2 separate regions of the Mus musculus genome follow, and region 2 is linked to region 1. Evidence: chromatin loops called from intact Hi-C (ENCODE). Cell type or tissue: left cerebral cortex. All regions are shown on one strand. Links, peaks and the distances in the headings refer to the core of each region. The heading gives the core; the rest is flanking DNA.

What was found. Peaks named below come from ENCODE experiments on the same cell type or tissue, not always from the same donor. Only the 100,000 strongest peaks of a DNase experiment are listed, where the experiment ranks them.
Region 2: it touches region 1 in a loop (4-fold over the local background); 15 of 42 quality-filtered maps call a loop at or near these places.

The regions. Positions count from the first base shown.
Region 1 is chr5:139,823,785-139,833,963 of GRCm38, forward strand. Psmg3 (proteasome (prosome, macropain) assembly chaperone 3) reads right to left here and starts at 3,110. Exons shown (of 3, transcript NM_025604.4): 1 at 2,938-3,110; 2 at 2,344-2,580; 3 at 1-289. The coding sequence starts at 2,559. The coding sequence ends at 137. In left cerebral cortex, for the core only: a CTCF peak has its summit at 4,017 (motif pointing right); DNase peaks (open chromatin) are centred at 3,114 and 5,823; H3K4me3 peaks cover 1,881 bases; H3K27ac peaks cover 1,007 bases.
Region 2 is chr5:139,770,827-139,781,005 of GRCm38, forward strand. It overlaps Ints1 (integrator complex subunit 1), which reads right to left and starts at 4,852. Exons shown (of 47, transcript NM_026748.2): 1 at 4,506-4,852; 2 at 3,462-3,752; 3 at 1,772-1,968; 4 at 1,530-1,667; 5 at 1,191-1,350; 6 at 990-1,095; 7 at 711-903; 8 at 464-609; 9 at 224-365. The coding sequence starts at 4,644. In left cerebral cortex, for the core only: a CTCF peak has its summit at 4,959 (motif pointing left); a DNase peak (open chromatin) is centred at 4,939; H3K4me3 peaks cover 1,221 bases; H3K27ac peaks cover 585 bases.

The sequences.
Region 1 (10,179 bases), core at 890-8,889:
GAGACTTGAGTGCTGTTTCCAGCTTTGAGGACTAAAGGCCCTGGAATGAGCTCTCTCCTGGCGCTGGAAAGATGGGTCTCAAAGGCCCCGCTCACCGAGCGTCCATACGTCTGTGTCTGGCACTGCTAACGGCAGGTCACCACACCTGGCACAGCCGGATCACTTCCTTCAATGCCTTGAGCCTCTCCATGCTCTTGTCTTTCACAGCCATGGCCAGCAGGACGGCTCTGTTTCCTGCTTCTTGCGACACAAATGCTACCAGGTTCTTTGCAAAGACATGGATGAGAGGCTGGGAGGGAGGGAGAGGAAGACAGGGTTGTGACTGCAGGAAACCTCATCTGTTTTTATTTATTTATTTTGGTTTTTTGAGACAGGGTTTCTCTGTGTAGCCCTGGCTGTCCTGGAACTCACTTTGTAGAGCGGGCTGGCCTCGAACTCAGAAATCTACCTGCCTCTGCCTCTCAAGTGCTGGGATTAAAGGCGTGCGCCACCATGCCTGGCTCTGTTTTGTTTTTTTTTTTTTTTTTTAAAGACAGGTTGTCATTTTTTGTAGTATCATGGAACTCATTTAGCCCAGGTTGGCCTTGAACTCATGGCAATCCTCCTACCTCAGCCTCCTGAGAGCTGGGATTTCTGGACATGTGCTATCATATCCAGTTTCATTTCTTTGTCCTTTTTTTTTTTTTTTGAGTGTGAGCATGTGCACGTCTGAGGCGGCCTGGGGACAACCTCAGGAATCATCCTGAACACCAGCCGTCTACTCTGGGACAGCATCTCTTCTTGACCTGTAAGTCACTAATTAGGCCCAACTGCCTGCCTAACCAGCAAGCCCCGGGATCCTCCTGTCCCCGCCCTCGCCGCAGGGTTTCTTCGTTTTCCCTTTGGGGGACAGGGTCTCTCCAAGCAGCCCTTGCTAGAACTTGGTATGTAGATGAAGCTGGCCGCACACTTGCACAGACCGGCCTGAGTCAGCCCCCAGCGCTGGGAGGAAAGGTCTGCACCACGCTGAGCCCCACACCCAGCTTTCTTGTGAGTTCTGAGGACTCTCAGGCTGTGCTTGCAAGCACTGTATGAACTGAGCCACTTCCTCAGTCTCCATTGCTGAGAGCTACTTAGTCATTCATTCATTTGGTTTTGTTGAGACAAGAGCTTACTATGTACAGCTGTATTAATTGCTGTTGAGATGAGAGCTCACTACGTAGCCCTGTCTGATCTGGAACTTGCCATGGAGATTAGGCCTACAATCATCTCCCAAGTGCCAAGATTAAACATGAGCACATGGCTAATTAGGCTCTACTAAAATTATAAATGACTATTATAACATTTTATATAGATATCTTTATGTATCTATATAGAATATAATAAACATATCATATATAATATTATATATATTATATTTATGATATATATACACATATACACACACATATAAAAGAATACAACTTGTAGCAGTCAGCTTTCTCTGTCCACTGTGGGATTGTGAGACTGTACTCAGACTATCAGGCTTGCATACCCTTTAGCCCCTGAGCCAACTCAATGCTCCCTGCCTTTCTAACAGAGGGTGTCATGTAGCCCAAGCAAGCCTTATGGGAATGAAACTGAACCCTGATTCTCCTGATCCCACCTCCCAAGTGCTGGGACTACAGCAGCCAGCATGTCACCATAACCAGTAGTTTGCTTTATTTCTTCTCCTTCTTTTTTGCTTATGCAGGGAGAATAAGGTCTATCCCTTAGCTGGCCTCAGCTCAGTCTGATCACAAACTTGTAGCAATTTTTCTGCCGCAGCCTCCCCCTGAAAGGATTACAGGTGTGTATAGTCACACTGGGGACAAACACTGTCTGCTCCTAATGCTTTCCTTAAGAGACCTAGGCCAGCGTCTCACGCTTTCCCCAAACCCCCTAAGCTAGGACAACAGTGATTCAGAGCACCACGTGGACTGCATAAAGCAGACAGAGGGAACTGCCCAGGAGGCAGTATTAAGACTTTTCCTTGGTACCTCTGCCTACCGTCTCTCTGGTTACTCCTAATCAAGACAGACAGGCCTGCAAAGGGAACTGTTGTCAAGACTCAAGAAGCAGACATAAACATAGAGCCATCAGGACAGGGTCAAACTGAGGAAATGGCTATGTCATAAAAATCAATCCCTCCCCGAGTGTTGAGTAAAATGCTAACACGCTGGGAAAAGCATCACTCGAGCCAGCCAGGACACCCTCAGTCCAGAATGGCCCTGGAAAATGCTCACTGCGCATAGTTTGGGTACGTATGGAGTTGTGCCTATCAGGCACCCCATATCCCTATGGACAAATGACAGCAGAAAAAAAGATGCTCTCAACTCCCATTACCTCGTCCTGCCCGAGGAGGACTCTCGTGGTGAGCACTGGCTTGCTGATGTCATTGGCCACATTGCTGGGCTCCAAGGACACTAGCGTACCCATCTTCCCGAACTGGGTCACCACAACTAGGATGTGGCTGCTGAAGGCCGTGCAGACCACCTGGGTGGGCACACCGCACACCACTTCTGTCTTCTGTTTAGATACTACCAGTGGTTTGTCTTCCATGGTCCCGTTCTTCAGCGGAGGCTTTAGTTTTAAAAGAAAAGAAAACAAGGGATGGAGCAATCAGAATCGGACACAACCTGGAGCTCGACAGCAGAAATGACAAGCGGCCCATTCCAAGCTGCACGTGGTGGCACATGTCTGCCATCCCAGGACAGGGGACGCTGAGGCTGGAGAAGTCCCAGTTCGAGGCCAGCCTGAGCTACATGGGGGAGACCCTGTTATCAATACCACGCCCCAACCCAAAAGCGAGTGCGCGCATGCTCGTGCGGGCTTTTGTGAGCGTCTTTGTCCCGCCGCACTGCTTGCGATGACCGCCATCCCCGCGACTAGCTGTCCCACTTCCAGATTATCAGGGATGAGGAAAACGGCCGAGCTCACCGGGGAGCCCCGACGGCGCAGGACTGGGGATGGCTGGATCACTACTGACAGCAGTTGGGACCGAAACCCTCGGCAACCAGCGCTCACCCCACCAGCAGCGCCAGAAAGCGGTTTCAGGGAGCAACTAAGCCAGCAATGGTTTAGCAGAAGTCCCGGCGAGAACTTCCGGTTCCTGTCCGTTGGGCCTAAGGTCCGTAGGCCACGGCAGTCCCAGGGCCTAAGGTTCCGTGCTGCAAAGGAGCCGTCCAGGCTTCGTGTTAAAGGGACAGTGTGCCTCTCCGAGCTCCAGGATCTCGGTGGCGGTGCTTGACCACCTGTGTAGGGAGCTTTGTGTCCTAGCTGTGGACACAAAATAATATTTGTTTTAATATTATTAATATTTTAATATTTGTTTTCACTTGGTGTGTACCTGGCTTTGGCTAAGGCACACTTAATATACAGTAACTTGTTTCGTCTGTTTGTCTGTCAGTTTTGCCTCTTTTAGTCACGGTATCTCCGTGTAGCCCTAGTTGTCCTGGAACTCACTATGTCGACCAGGCTGGCCTCAAACTCACATATCCTCCCGAGTTCTAGGATTATTTCCTCCTCCTCCTCCTCCTCCTCCTCCTCCTCCTCCTCCTCCTCCTCCTCCTCCTCCTCCTCCTCCTCCTTCTTTTCCTCTTCTCCTCCTCCCCCTCCTCTTCTGTTTTTTGAGACAGGGTCACAAGTACCCTAGGTTGATCAAGGAAAATATTGAACTCCTGATTCTCCTTCCAAGTGCAGGGATGACAGGAACACACCCCACACATGGTTTGCTGGTGTGGGGATAACATCCAGGAGTTTATGTATGCTACGCAAGCATTCACAAACTGAGCCAAATCCCAACCATCATTTTTTTCTCCTTCCCTCTTTCTTTCATTTTTTTCCTTTTTTCTTGTGGGTATCGAGGAGCAAGTCTCATTTACACTAATTATTGTTCATCTTGCAGAATACTTAAAAGAATTAAACAGTATTTGTTTGTTTGTTTATTTATTTGCATGAGTATTTTTGCCTTCCTGTATATGGTGTCATGTGCATGCAGTACCCACAGAGGCCAGAAGAGGGTGTTGTGTTTCCTAGATTTGGAGTTACAGACAGTTATGTGCTGCCATGTAGGTGATGGGAACTGAACCTGGTCCTCAGCAAGAGCAACAAGTGGTGCTCTTAATGGTGACCTGTTAAATCAAAGCACTTTTTTCTTAAAATTATAGACTGTAAATTGAGCATATCCCCCTTCCCTCTATCTTCCCTTTTCTCCCCTCCTTCCTGTTTGTTTTCTTAAATGTACACCACACACACACACACACACACACACACACACACACACACACACACGGTTCAGTGTGACTATGTAAAATCTAGGCCCCACCAGTCAGAGAAAACATATGGTGTCTGTCTTTCTGAGACTGGCATAATTTGCTTAACACGATTATCTTCGGTTTCATCTACTTTCAAGAATAACATAAACTCACTCTTTTGTGTGTGGGTTCCTGTGTGTGTGTGTGTGTGTGTGTGTGTGTGTATACATATGTATGAAGGTCAGAGGTCAGTTTCCTCAGGCCCCTTCTACCCTTCTTCTTTCTTTTGTTCTTTTCTCTCCTTCTCCCCACTCTCTCTTATTTCCTTTCTTTAGGCAGAATCACACTGTGTAGCCTCGGTTGGTCTGGAACTCATTACGTAGACCAGGCTGGTCTCAAACTCAGAGATTCACTTGCCTCTGCTTGGGCGAAAGGTGTGGCTGCCACCATGCCCGTTATACCTTGTTTCTTGAGCCAGGGCCTAGAGCTTACTAATTAGGATAGGCTGGCTGTCGGCAAGGCTGGGGATCAGGTCTAGGTTTGTTCCCTTTCCCTAGTGCTGGGATTGTAGGCTGTACCAGACCTCCTGGATTTTCAATATGGCCTCTATTTTGTTTGTTTTGGGTTTTTGGTTCTCTCTCTCTCTCTCTCTCTCTCTCTCTCTCTCTCTCTCTCTCTGTGTGTGTGTGTGTGTGTGTGTGTGTGTGTGTGCTTGCAAGGCCAGATCTTAACTGACTGAGCCATCTCCCCAGACCCATCTCATTCTTCTTCATGGCTGAATCCCCACTGTGTATACACTACATATTTTCCTTACCCATTCCTTTGTAGTATGCCTAGATCATTTAATCTCTGCAGCTCCCTAAGACAGAAACACCGTGAGTGCCCTTTGAAAATAAAATGCTTTGACCCCACCCTCACCTTCCTGGACATTCAACTTGATGCCTGGCCCGGCTCCCTGACTCTTGTTGAGACCCAAAGGATGCTGGAACCTGGGTCACTGACCCTTATCAGGTCCCAGCTAATGCCTGGAACCCCTGATCCTCACTGAGGCTCAGGGGAAAGTAGGAGGAAGCCCTGTCCTGCAGGGTGAGTCTTGCACCCAAACTAGAAAACCCCACCATGTCTCCCTGAGAGAAGTTTCACTGACTGGGAAAGACTTGGGAAGATACTGGGAGAAACTGCAGCCTGGAGCCCCTTCCCCAGAGGTTGATAGTCCTGGAAACTCCATCCCAGAAGCCTTTCTGTGCCTGCTGCTGACGGTTCTGAAAAAAGCCACACTTCTGCTTACACACTAAAGTCCTTAGACAGCTCAAGCATTTTTCCTCAATAAATGTATCCTCTCTTTCCTTGAGTTAATGACTCCTTATCCAAGCTCCATTGAGTCGTGTGAAGCTCGCTTCTTCCAAAATGATTTCTTGGTGGTGTAAAAGAAAAGACATGCATACAAAGCATGATGGGAGTAGACAGAGATCGGGAGGAAACGAGTTTCCGAGCGTTCTCACAGTTGGCACGTGAAGAGGGAAGATTAGGGTTTCGTGCCACTAATACTCAAGAAGCAAGGAGCGTATAGATTTCTCAGCAAAGTCTTTTTGTCGGTTCTAAATTTAAACACCCGTCCGCCCACACACAGCAAAAGCAAATTGCTGGCGTGTTGCTTTGCCTGGAGAAATCTTGAAAAGCTTTTGATGCACCTTGGTATGCCTTCTCTCTCTGTGGCAGAGGTCCAGGAACTCTGCCTCCCCAGCACACGGAAGCCCTGGACACATGCTGATCACCTCTGCAGAAGGGAGGCTGGAGAAGAAAGTGGACAGCGTTCTGGTCACATTATAAAGTAGCTCTGAGGGGTCTCCGCTTTGGACTGGTTTGGATCTTGAGCTATTGATGATAAAGAAGAAGTCTGAAGGAAAACGGAGTTTTTTTTTTTTTTTTTGTTTTTTTGTTTTGTTTTGTTTTGTTTTTAAAGGGTGTGTTGGGCTGAGCTGCCTTGTTTCAGGAAAAGGACTTCCCCATGGTTTAACCTGGTGAGTGGTAGAGTTCACACATTTAGGGCTCAGTGGGAAAAGCCCTTACTCTGCAATCTTGAAGACCTGAGTTCAAATCCCCAGAACCCATGTAAAAGCCTGGTGAGGTAATGTGTGTTTGGAATCCTGGTGCTTCTCAGGAATAATGGAAGGTGCAGACGGGAAAACCCGTAAAAGTCCGAGGGGCGGATGCAGCAGCAAACAAGAGTCTCTGCTTCAAACAAGAGGGAGGGGGGTAGTGAGAATCAAAACTTGAGGTTGTCCTCTGACTTTCAGCATGTGACACAGCATGAGAACCTCCCCAGGCACACATCAGACACACGGATAAATTAAAATGCAAAAGATAGCGTCTCTGGCTGTTCTCCAGCGTGTGTTGGAGGGATTGTTGCACCAGAAAGAAAGACATCTCCTTCCCTGTTTTATTTTATGTATTTTTATTTCAAGACAGGATCTCACTATGTCTCCCTGGCTGTCTTGGGGAACTCACTACGTAGACCAGGCTAGCCTTGAACTCACAGAGATCTGCCTGCCTCTGTTTCCAAAGTGCTGGGATTACAGGTGTGTGTCACAAGGCCAGGCTAGAAAGAAGCTTAAGTAATCATATTTAAAATGGCTGTTGCTGGGGCCGGAGGGATGGTTCAGTGGTTGCCTGCACTTGCCACTCCTATTGTTTTTTGTGTGGGTCCCAGGACCCACATATCCCCTTTGGGCTCATGTGTTTGAAAACTTGGTCTGCAGTAGATGCTTAAGGAGCCTTAAGGAGGTGGAGCTTGGCTAGAGGAAGTGGGTCACAGAAGGCGGGCCTTGAGGCTTTATAGACAGACTCCACTTCCTCTTTATGCTCAGCTTTTTGAGTAGTGGATACAATGTGACAGGTCCGCATCCTGCTTCTGCCTCCACATCTACCCTGCCTGCAACCCACCACAGTGGGCATTATCCCTCTGGAACTGTAAGCTTAAGTTGACTTTGTCAGGGTATTTTATGACAGCAACAGAAAAACAAAGTAAGACAACAGTGGAATTAATAGTGTCAATAGTGGGGGCGGAGAGTTTTATAAAGGTCAAGTGTGGTAGACCATTTCTGTAACCCAGCACTTGGGAGGTTGAGGTTTGGAAGATGGCAAGTTTGAGGCTGTCGAATGACACCCTGACTGACTGAAAGTCGACGTGAGAGGCTGGGGACGAAGCTCAGTTGATAGACGAGCACTTGCTTAGCGTGCATACAGCCCCCCTCCCCGCCCCGTTTGATTCTCAGCACTGCTTAAACAGATCATGATAGTGTCTGTCTGTCTTGCTTGACTGGGAGGTCAAGGCAGGAGGATCGGGCCACATAGTGAGTTCAAGGCTAGCCTGGGATGCGTGAGATCGTGTCTCAAAAAGAAAATGAGGTTGCTAGAGAGATGGCTGAACCAGCAAGAGGACTGGCTGCCCTTTCAGAGGAACCGACTTTGAATGGCAACACCTACAGGGTCACTAACAATCCTCAGTATTTCCAGCCCCATGAGGTCCAGTGTCCTCTTCTGGTGTCCGAGTTCACCAGGCAGGCGTGTGCACACACCCGTATACAAGCAAAACACCCATACACACAAAAAATTAAAAATGCAAAAATAATTAAAATAAGCTGATTGAGAGGCAGAACTGGGTTCCACAGTGAACCTGGCTGTTTCCCCAGAACCCATAGCCTGTGACTCACAAGCTCCCAGGATTCCAGTTTCAGCAGAGCCCGGGGCCTTATTTTGGTAATAATAGAGTATTTGTCTAATACTCTAGACATTTTAGTTATGAATGTAGTCAGGATTAACCTACAGAAATAACAATAATTGCAGAGTTGATCTGCATGTTTATAGGGTCACAATTTTTTTTTTTATAACAACCTGGATGGTAGTTCAACCATGATCCTCCGGTAGGATTTTCCAACTCTGTATAAAGAGGAGTGTGCTGATTTTGTACCTATTTACTTTTTTTATTATTTTTAAAAATTTTTTATTTTATCGTTGGATATTCAATCAAATGGCTTCAGGGAACAACTTCAGGTGTCCTTCTTTGGGCCCCCTTCGCCTTTTGTTTTGAGATAGGGTGTATTGTTGGTCTGGACTTCACTAAGTAGGTTAGGTTAGCCAGCCTGGGTGCTTCTAGAGGTCCCTGGAGCCCACCATCAGCTTCCTGTCGGTGATTCAACTTCTTCCAGTCAGTTCATACAAAGGGTTCCTACGTGTAATGCTCCTTATCAGTCTTCTTCACTGAACACCAAAGCTAGGAAGTTCTCTCAGAGCGTGGCCCGTGACTGCACTTCCTCCTTTCAGGGATTAAATGACACACCATTTGCCAAAAGGCTTCGTTTCGGGGGACCTGATACATCCAAGATGTGCTTGGTAGAGTTTCCATCCCTTCCCGGGTCAACAGAGCCATTGCTGCTGCTGGACACACAGACCCAGGAGTACATCTGTGGCTTGCTCTCTGATGTCTCTATTCATGAATATTTGCAAGCAGAAGCATGGTGAGTCAGACCAGTGGGCACGCCTGTATTCTCAGAACTTGGGAGGCCAAGACACGAGAAGCATGAGTTCTAGGTAGCTGGGCTACTTAGTTGAGACTCTTTAAAGAAATGATCATTCTTGATTGTTAATGTGAGTGGGTCTGGAATCAGCCAACAGGTAAGCCATTGAGCACACCTGTAAGGGACTGCCTCGATCCTTTTAATTGAAGTGGAAAGACCCATTCTGCCAGTGGGTGGTACCTTCTGTTGGCAGTTCAGACAAAAAGAAGTCTGAGAAAGAAAAGCGTTTGCTCTTTTGCCTGCTCACCTTCATGCCACACTAGCAAGCACATCTACTTTGTTGTCATCTTGCGGCCACCACCACCAGAACCCAGCTTCTTTAGCCTTCCAGCATGGACCAAAGACCTCTGCAGAACCCCTCTGCCTTCAGCACTGACTGAGACTGCGGCGACATCCAGCCTGGGCATGGACAAGGCGGGTATCAAGTTCTCATCCTCTTCGGAGTGAGCCAGTCATTGCCAGACTTCCCAGACCACTTTATATAAGCCAGTCTGGTAAGTCTCCCTGTAACATAAAACTGACAAACCGTTCTGTTCCTCTAGAGAATCCCGACTTAAACATCTTGTTTCAAAATTTTTTTTTCAATAAAAATAATTCAAAGAAGGACAAGGGCTGGCAGTGTGGGAACCGTACGTACGGCCTCTGTAGCTCCCACTCCATGCTTGGTAAGCCTTAAAGCAGCTTCAGAGACACAGCTCCATCCTTCAGATTTGCTGGGATGATGGCTTAGAGGGAGGTAACACAGGAGGAGTCAGGCTTTAGGAGTCTTCTTCCTGCTAGCCACTCTGCAGCTGAGGGCAGATGGATGGATAGGTGGGTGGGTTGGTTGGTGCATGGATGGGTGGGTGGGTGGGTGGGTGAGTGGATGGATGGATGGATGAATGGGTTGGTGGATAGGTGGGTGGGATGGATGGGTGGATGGATGGATGGATGGATGGATGGATGGATAGATGGATGGATAAATGGGGGTACATGGATGTCTTCCCCACACACACACTCCCATTCCAGGCTCTGCAGTTGACACTCAGCTTCATCAATGCCCTGCCTGTCTCCTGCTCGGAGATGTTCTGGGCTTCACTGAGTGGAACTGTGGACTCCACTAGAACCAAGTCCAGCTTATAAAGCTCTAGCTCAGGGATTCTCAGCCTTCCTAATGTGTGACCCTTTAGTACAGATCCTCCTGTTGTGCTGATTCCCAACCATAAAATTATTTTCATTCCTACTTCATAACTGTAATTTTGCTACTGTTATGAGCCATAATGTGTTTCCTATGACCCTAAGTGACCTCTGTGAAAGGTTCTCACAACCCACAGGTTGAAAACAGCTGCTCTAGGGAGAGACTAATCAGA
Region 2 (10,179 bases), core at 631-8,630, 53 kb before region 1:
GCCAGGGCTGGAGGGCTGTGGAGATGCCAGCTTGGCTTAGAAAAACCCCAACTAAGGAGGCTACACCATGCTGGAGCTGGGGAAGTCGGACATGCTGCACAGTGTTAGCTCACAAGGATGGTTCAGAAACCAGAAGCCAATGGACCTTCCCGCCCAGAGCCACGAGTTTCTCCCTGTGAGGCTCACGCAAGCCCAGGGGCCTGTCCCTCACTGAGTACCCCACCTTGGGTGCCAGCTCAGAGCTGTGCTGCAGCACTGTGTACAGGATCTGCATGTTGTTGGGGTTTCGAGCATTCGAGAGCTCATTGAAGATCACAAACTTGATAGTGGTACCCAGGTTGTCCTTGTGCGCGTTCAGCAGTTCCCTGGACACCAAGAGGCAAGCCGGTGAGGGGGACGGGACAGGCTGCCCCGGCTGCCCACCGGCCTGCCTCACTGCCTGACGCCCCGGCTGACCGCGTACCTGATGCAGAGCATATAGTGGTTGAGGAGCACCTTGGGCTTGAGGCGGATCTTGATCAGGTGAGAGATGACATCCATGTCTTCTGACCCATGGGAGTTGCAGTTCATGCACACAGACATCAACAGGTCCTGCGCTGGCCTGGTCAACTGCGGGGAAGCCAGGAAGACCACTGAGCACGCAAGCACAACCGCCCGGAACCCCCAAGGAGAACCCCCCCAACACAAACTCTTTCACCAACACAGCGTACCTTGGGGTTCTGCAGCCACATCTCCAGCCGCTGCACAGCCAGCAACCGTACCTCCTTGTAGCCACAGGTGGCCGTGAGCAGCCGCAGGAGGTTCCTGGACACGTTGTCGATGGGCTGGCGCCGGTTCAGCTGGTCACGCAGCATGTCCAGGACATATTCTTCCACGCTCTCTGTGAGTTCATCGTACCTAGGCCAGAGGGGGGGAAGGAGGCCAGGAAGGATGCCAGCTCCCGTGCCCTCCCTCTGGCCCTCTGAGACTGAAGCTGTCGGCCCACCTACCTTGGCATGAGCTGCCCCTCCTGCTCAGGACTCAGTTTCTCCTCGGCAATCAGCAGCTCCGTCTGACTGTCCTCCTCCTCTGTGAGTGAGGGGTGGGGGCTGCTGCCTGCAGGGACCACGGGAGCTAATGGGTGCCTCCTCCCAGGGAAGTGGAGGATGGTGCCCTTGGCCCAACCTCACAGACACCTCGGCATCTCTTACCTGCACCAAGCTCACCACCACTGCGTGCCCCCTCCCCCTGCAGCAGGACGCTCTTTGGGGGCATCTTGGTGTTGAAGGCTGTCTGGATGTTGTCCACGAAGGTGCGGCAGTGAGGGCTGTCTACCCAGATCCGCTCGCCCAGCGAGTCTTCAATGTATACCTACGGTGAATCAGGTTTGGACCCTGCCTGAGGCTGGATGGGTCCCCAGAGTGGGCATGCAAGAGGCCTTCATCAAAGCCCTTAAAGGAAGGACAGCTCACTGGGAGCCTCCATTCGCGTCCCTCTCCAGCACCCACCTTCCCTCTGCGCTCTGCTCTGAGACCCTGGAGAGGACTCACCTTCACGAAGATCTCAGGCCAGTTCTCGTCCTCCTCGTACGCGGCCATGAGAAGGTTGCAGGCCAGTACAGACACGAGGCTGTTCCCTTTGGCCTTGAAGTTGACAGAGGCGTCCCTCCGCAAGAGGCTGCACAGGGCCTGAAAGGAAAGGAAAGTTACAGTTGTCACGATACGGCCCATGCCACAGAGACAGCGGCAGGTCTAGGGAGGGCGGAGTGAACAGGGGAGGTGGTCAGTTTCACCTCGATGACACCCTCTGTGGCAAAGATGTTGGGCTTGATCTTGGCCAGGTACATGAGGCTCAGGTAGAGCGTGCTGTCAGGCTTGGCCCGCGTCACCTTCAGCTGCTTCACTGCCCCGCACAGCACTCCCTCGATCCTGTCGTCATTGCCCTCCAGCTCAGCGGCTTCAATCTCGTCCAGCAGCACTGTGGGCAGAACTGACCACACAGGGGGTGGGGTGGGGGGAGGCTGGGTTAGAGAGGGATGAGAGCAGAGGCCACGCTCAGAGCAGACAACTAGAGGCAACACAGATGGGCCTCACCAGCACACGGAGGCTCTGAGCTCCCAGAAACCATACACCAGAGTCTGTGTCGTTTTCCTCAACAAATGGCTTCAGAAATGCTGGCAAGTGCTCAAGGAGGGAATCTAGACAGCCGGTCAACCACTGAGCCACGCCCCCAGCCCCTCACTGGGGGATTCTAGGCAGGGGCTCTACCACTGAGCCACACCCCCAGCCCCTCACTGGGGAAGTCTAGGCAGGAGCTCTACCACTGAGCCACGCCCCCAGCCCCTCACTGGGGGAGTCTAGGGAGGGGCTCTACCACTGAGCCACGCCCCCAGCCCCTCACTGAGGGATTCTAGGCAGGAGCTCTACCACTGAGCCACGCCCCCAGCCCCTCACTGGGGGAGTCTAGGCAGGGGCTCTACCACTGAGCCACACCCCAGCCCCTCACTGGGGGATTCTAGGCAGGGGCTCTACCACTGAATTATATCCATATCCCTCAATTTACTTTTTTACTGTCATACAGGGTCAAGTTAAGAAGTGGCCAAGGCTCACCTTGAACTTTTCATCTGCCTGCCTCAGTCTCCTAAGCAGCTGAGGTAACAGGCACCCTCTGAGCCTTTCAAATGACATCTCAGTACCAAGGGACAACGTAGCTTCATGAGATACAGCTTCATTAAAGGCTAGAGGACAGGATGCTTGTCCTTTTTGGCTCTCAGGAAGGAGTCCCTTAGAAAGGCTCGGAGCAGACACGCAGACAGTGGCGTCTGCTACTGGAATGTTAGGTGCTCAGAGGCTGGCACATAGCTAGCGGGTGACAGGTCTATGCTAAGGCATCATGGAGCTGCTATGAGTCACTGAGGGGCTCTGGGCTGTAGAGTTCAGTGGTTACAACACTTGCCTTGTGTGCATCTGGACCTAGGCTCAATCCTGGCACTGTCAAAGAAGTCATGGGATAAATGACAAGAAGGAGGAGAAGGTCAGACCCCTGCACAACTTCAGGGACACTCGTCTCTCCTCTGAGGTCTCTTTGGTACTTGGGGGACCTATTTTCTACCTGGAAAATGGCACCAAAATGCTCCCTGTCCTGGAGGCAAAGACAGTGAGCAAAGAATCCCCTTCCACTGGAGGACCGGGCTAGAACCACTTAGATGCCACCACAGCCTGCGCACCTGTCCCAGCACGGTTCAGAACAGTGCTGTCACAACCAGGGGCAGGCTGTACACAGGCCAGATAAATGATGGAACGAGGAACCAGGAGCACTGTGGGAATGGGAGGTGCATCTGTTCACAATGCCAGGCAGCGAGCCCACAGGAAGCCAAGACCCCACTACGCTAACAGAACCAGGCTGGAAGTGGCTCCCACGGGCACTGGGCAGATGGACAGGATGAAGGAATCTCTCTGGGGAAGTTGGCAGTCTGATCTTACCTTCAATGGGCACCACAGATGGCTCCTTAATCGATGGAGAAATGGCTCGCTTCTCTGCAACTGCGGCTTCAGCCAGACGTCCCAGGGCGCTCAGTGGGGGAGTGGAGGACAGTTTGGGGCGCTTAGTGAGGCCGGTCAGCGCAGAGGTCCCAGACAGAGAAGCTGAAGCATCTCTCTTGCGCTCTGAGGGTAGCCCAGAAGGGGCTGGCTTCAGCAGGGTGGACGTTGTCTTTGATTCACTGGCCTGACCCTTGGACCCCAGAGCAATAAAGTCCCCAGGGGGAGGGTGCCCTGCAGAGGAACAGAAAACCCACACCTGTGATACCCAATCTCAGAGTGGGCCCCCAAGAGACAAAAGTAAAGCCTGAGGTTGTCCAACCACCCTGGCAGAGCAAGCGATGGCTGACGCTGATCCAGTGCTGACTAGAAACTAAGCCATCTGTAACTCATAAGCACTGTCTACTTAATTCTCACCGGGCTTCTTCAAAAGTTATGACCCTCGTTTTACAAATAAAGACACAGAAGTTAGGCAGGGGACTGGTGGCACATGCCTTTAATCCCAGCACTTGGGAGGCAGAGGCAGGAGGATTTCTGAGTTCAAGGCCAGCCTGGTCTACAGAGTGAGTTCCAGGTCAGCCAGGGCTACACAGAGAAACCCTGTCTCGAAAAAACCAAAACAAAACAAGACAAAACAAAATAGACAGAAGTTAAGTAATGTGCCAGTGTCACACAGTTAGCAAGAAGAAACTTTAGGACCCCAGTCTAGATTATCCGGCTTCAGAGACTGTGATTCTGGTCCAGGTACCCTGTCCTTGCCAGATGCTCAGCAGGACAAGGATGCCCTTGTCCTTTAGGAGCCCCTCAGGACAGCAATGTATGCAGGAAGCCTGGGTTGGATGACCGTTGTCCTGCTGTGTTGGATGCCCACGCTCTCCCAACAGTCCCAAGTTAACTATGTCCCGTAGGAACCCCTTCAGTGGCCATGCCGGCCTTCATGGAACCCATTCATTGACCGTCTCGAGGTCGCCGCGCGCAGGGACGCACCTGAGGGCTTGGCGGCCGCGCTGGGTCTCCGTACGGTGGTGGGCTTGGCTCGATTCATCCTCCCCGCGGCCCGGGCGCCCCTAGAGGAAGCGCCTTCACCTGGGAGGAGGCGGCGGGAGTCACTCGCTCGCTCAGTCATTCATCCCTCGCACCGGGGCCACTGGACCGAGTGCCCAGGGCCGCCTACCGGGGTCACAGAAAGGGGCCAAGTGCGGCACACACGCGGCCGACTGCGGAGACGGATGTCACCGCAGGGAGCGGACTTCACCTGGGTGCAAAGGCCCCTCACCTCCGGTGCAGCACTCTGCAGACCCGAGACACGGGCGCTCCGGAAGTGCAAACTGATCTGCGAGCCTTCCGAGCGCTGATTTCTCACATAACCGGAAGTAAAACAAACCCGAAGGCGAGGAAGAGAGGAGAGAGGCAGGCAGAGCCTACTAGTGTTTGCACCGCCCTCTGGCGGCCGGAGGCTGGATGGACCTATGCCTGTCTGAAAGCTGGGCTTGTTGGGCATAAACTGTTCCCTCTTACGGTTTTGGAGCTAAATCTGATCCTAGCTCAAGAAGTCAAAATCCAGCCGGTCGGTGGTGGCGCACGCCTTTAATCCCAGCATTTGGGAAGCAGAGGCAGGCGGATTTCTGAGTTCGAGGACAGCCAGGGCTATACAGAGAAACCCTTTCTCAAAAAACAACAACAACAAAAAAGTCAAAATCCTACTTTCATATTGATACATGCTCTAAAATGTTGAAGGCCTCTGTCAATGGCCTCTGGATTCACCTGATTTGGGTACCTCTGTCAATGGCCTCTGGATTCACCTGATTTGGGTACCTCCCTCTCCATGGAGACCTCTACATGGAGCTATCAGGATAGGTACTGCAGGTCTCCTCTAAGGAAGTCCCAGATAGATTGTCCAGCTGCTGGGACAAAGACAAAATTCCAGACATGGTCCCGAGACCATGTTTGTGTGTGTGTACATGTATGTGTGTATACATATATATGTATGTGTGTTTATGTATGTGTGTGAATGTCTGAGTGTATCTATACACATATAGACAGACAGATAGACATTCCAAGGTCATAGAATTAGGATTGGGAGCCCAAGACCCTCAAGCGCCCTTAATGGATTGTCCCCATGATGGCCAGCCTCCTTGGTGCCAGCAAGCCCAGAGCTATATAGTAAACATTTGTGGGCTGAATAAAGGATGTGTTTGAACATTGTGGCACAAAGGGAGCTTCAGGCAGAGAGCTGGTTTTCAGCCCCAGGAGCGCACCTCCCATACCTGTCAGTGCCTGCAGTTCAGGGTCTTTCTTACTGTGATGCCAGGGCTACAATAACAGTATGTCAGGGTAAGCAGGATGGGTCAGTAGGTGAAAGAGCTTGCTGAGCCAACTCTACAAATTTGTCCTCTGACTTACACGTGTGCTGTGGTGTGCATGGCTGTACATTCACATCATGCACACTCATACCCACAATAACAATAGATAAAATTTAGATTTTAAAAAGGGATGAGTTGTCACAGTGTGGTCACACACACCTTTAATCCCAGCACTCAGGAGGCAGAGGCAGGTGAATCTCCGTGAGTTCCAGGACAGCTGGAGCCACATAGACAGACTCTGACCCAAAACAAAAGCAAAATCAAACAAAATGGCGGGGAGTCTGTTTACTCCAGTAGATCCTAACCCAGTGACAGTGGAACCCAGCTCAGCCTGAGCCCTGCTGAGGACCCTTTGGGGAAGGTTGGGCAGCGTCCCCCAGAACCTATGTAGGATGCTGGCAAACCACACTGAGCAGACCTGCAGCTGCTGTGGTCTAACTGCCCCAGTGGCAGGAAGCAGCTGTCCCCATCTGCCAGCCTGAGCCTCATACTGCTGTGCCTGGTGGTGGACAGTGTCCCCGGGGCTCTGTGGCTCCCTGTATGGATGCAGCATTCCCAGTTCAGCTTAGCCCACCTCACTTGCAGCAAGCCTCCCTCTCTCCCTCTCTGTGGTACCAGCATCAGTGCCTGCAAAGCCTCCCGGTCCTCAGCCGCACACACCCTGCATCCCTGCTGGAACTCCTCACCACAGGTCATGCCATATGGCATGCCAAGATAGGCCCTGTCAGGTGTCCTCGTTAGCAGGGCAGGAACACCTAGAAAGCTCTGGCACATAAAGAGCAGATCCATTCAGGGACATGTGACATGGGGACACCTGAGGAAGAGCAAGGAAGCTAGGAAGCCAGATTACCTGGCCCAGCATCTCTCTGAGGGCCTGGACTTCATCCATTCCATTGAAAGGGGAGCTAACCTCCTCCATCAGGCCCACTGCTATCCTCTAAGCACTTATATAACCAGCTCCCTTCTGGTCTCCACTTCTGCAAGTTTACCAAACCCACCCCTTCCCTGTGACCTGTAACCATCATCCACCGGGAATGAAGGCATTTCTTTTGTTTGTTTGTTTGTTTTTGAGACAGGTTTCCCTAGGTAGCCCTGGCTGTCCTGGAACTCACTATGTAGACCAGGCTTGCCTTAAATTCAGCAATTCTCCTGCTTCTGCCTCCTGAGTGCTGGGATTAAAGGTGTGTGATACCACACCCAGTTTAAAAAAAATTTTTTTTTTAATTTAAAGGTAGATGATCTGAGTGTGGTCTTTAATTATAGCACTGGGAGGCAGAAGCAGGAGGATCTCTAAGATCAAGGCCAGCCTGGTCTACATAGCGAGTTCCAGGACAGCCAGGGCTACATAGAGAGAACCTTGTCTGGGGGGCGGGGAGGGCAGGGGAGGAGGAGGAGCAAGCAGGGAAGGCACCTGACATTGATCTCTGCCCGCCCCACACCACTTTACCGTGAATGTGTGTGCCCATGCTTTTAAGCACTGAGCCATTTCTCTAGCCCCTATATATTTTTTTTTCATTTTTCTTAATTTTATGTATGTGTGCACACTGCCGCTCTCTCCAGACACACCAGAAGAGGGCATCAGATCTCATTACAGATGGTTGTGAACCACCACGTGGTTGCTGGGAATTGAACTTGGGACCTCTGGAAGAGTAGTCAGTGCTCTTAACCACTGAGCCATCTCTCCTGCCTCTATATTTGTCTTTGAGATAGGATCACACACCATAGCTTCATACTTAGAATCCTTCTGCCTCCACTTCCAGTGCCTGGCATAACACAAGTGTGCCACTGCAACTGCTTTGAAACAATCATTTTGTTACTGTCACCAGGCCACTGGGTCTCGGTAATGGACAGTCTTGGTTATCAACTCTACTATATCTGGAATTTTCTAAAACTGGCTTGGGCGCACCAGCGAAGGATTTTTCTTTTCTTAATTAAATCTTTCAAAGTGGGAAGAGCCACTTTTAATTCAGATCTTTTCTGTTTGTTTGTTTGGTTGGTTGGTTGGTTTGATTTGGTTTTTGAGACAGTTTTTCTTTCTAGCCCTGGCTGTCCTGAAACTCGCTCTATAGACCAAACACTGACCTCAAACTCACAGAGATCCACCTACCTCTGCTGCCTGAGTGCTGAGATTAAAAGTGTGTGCCACCACCACCCAGTTTAATCCAGATCTTTTCAAACAGAAGGAGACACCTTTTGGTTTGGTTTGGTTTGGTTTGGTTTGGTTTGGTTTTTCTGAGACAGGATTTCTCTGTGTAGCCCTGGCTGTCCTGGAACTCACTCTGTAGACCAGGCTGGCCTTGAACTCAGAAATCTGCCTGCCTCTGCCTCCCAAGCACTGGGATTAAAGGTGTGCACCATCGGGCTGGTGAGATGGCTCATTGTGTAAGAGCACCCGACTGCTCTTCCGAAGGTCGGGAGTTCGGATCCCAGCGACCACATGGTGGCTCACAACCATCCGTAACGAGGTCTGACTCCCTCTTCTGGGGTGTCTGAGGACAGCTACAGTGTATCACATATAATAAATAGATAAATCTTTAAAAAAAAAAAAAAAGGTGTGCACCATCACTGCCCGGCTGGAAGGAGACACCTTTAGTCTGGGCCACAGCTTCTGCCGGCTGTCTATGTAAAGAACATGGAAGAAGGAAGCTTGTTCTTTCTTGGCTGCTGTCCTCACTCTCACTACCAAGTCCGTTCCTTCACTGGCATTTTCCATATTCCTGGCAATATTCGTATTCACATGTCACAGCTGAGACATCAGCCTCGTTAACTGAACAACTACTGGATTCCTGGACCTTCCATTGATAGGCAGCCATTTTGGGGCTAGCTGGACCACAATCTGTGTGGTTGAATATGTTTGACCCAGGGAGTGGCACTGTTAAGAAGTGTGGCCTTGTTGGAGGAAGTGTGTCACTGTGGGCATGGGCTTTAAGACCCTCATCCTAGCTGCCAGGAAGTCAGCCTTTGGGACAAGATGAACTCTCAGCTCCTCTTGCACCATACCTGCCTGGATGCCTCCACGCTCCACCTTGATGATAATGGACTGAATCTCTGAATCCACAAGCTACCCCCAATTAAATGTTGTCCTTATTAGAGTTACCTTGGTCATGGCGTCTGTTCACAGCAGTAAAACCCTAACTGAGACAACCTGTAAGCCATTCTAATAAATCCCTTTATATCTATAGACATAGATATATAGATTCATTCTTTCCATTCCGTTCCTCCAGAGAACTCTGATTAATAAAGTCAGGCAGCTAGTTAATGGCAGCAGGTGACATCTGAGGGTAGTTGGAATAACCTGCAGGCTTCCTGGAACTGTCTCCCCTCTAGTGTCTCCTCATGGCTATGTTCAGTGCCACTAACCTACCCAGGAGAGGGCCTAGTTTTCAGGGGCTCATGCAAAGGTAGCAACTAGGCACAGGATGCTCAGTCTTGAGGTGGGGCTCGACACTTACCTACCAGCTGAGTACTATTATGTAAGTTTTATCTCTGGCCTCAGTTTACTTACCTGTCAAATGGGTACTCAGGGGAGCTGAGATCTGGAATAGTGCCCAGATGCCCTGGCCATGCTGTTCCTTTCCCAGCCTCTCTGCCCACTGAATTTAGAGCTGCCTAATCTGTTTCAGAAACCTCATACCACCTGGGTCCTAGAGCGACAAGCCAACAACATGTCTGTGTCTCCCAAGAAAGCAGCCTGGTGCCTATCCATAGTCCAGAGAAATGTCCAGGATTTCCTCTGTGGAAGAATATTCTTAACAGAGGGTTCAAGGTAGGCTACTTAAATTCCCTGCTGCAAAGCTGCAGCTGCAGCAGTGTCAATAACAACAGCTTCAGGAGGCCTATGAGCCAGGAGTGCTGGTGCGTGCCTATGATCTCTGAGGGATCTGAGGGAGGAAGATCTTGAGTTCTGGGCCAGCCTGGACTGCATCACAAGACCTTGTCTCAAAAAGCCAAGGGCTGGAGTAGAGATGTGTCGCAGTCAGGAAAGTGTTTGTTGTGGCCTCAGGGCTCACTTTTGTTTCAAAGTATTTTTTAAATGATAATATGTTCCCAATTTTTCATGATTTGAAAGGTAGAGGGGATCTGGAGAGATGGCTGAGATGTTAAGAGCACTGGCTCCTTGCTCTTCCAGAGGGCCTGAGTTCAATTCCCAGCAACCACATGGTGGCTCACAACCATCTATAAAGGGATCTGATGCCCTCTTCTGGTGAGTCTGAAGACAGCTACAGTGTACTCATAAATGAAATAAATAAATCTTTAAAAAAAAGAAAAAAGAAGGTAGAGGAGGCTAGGGGCATGGC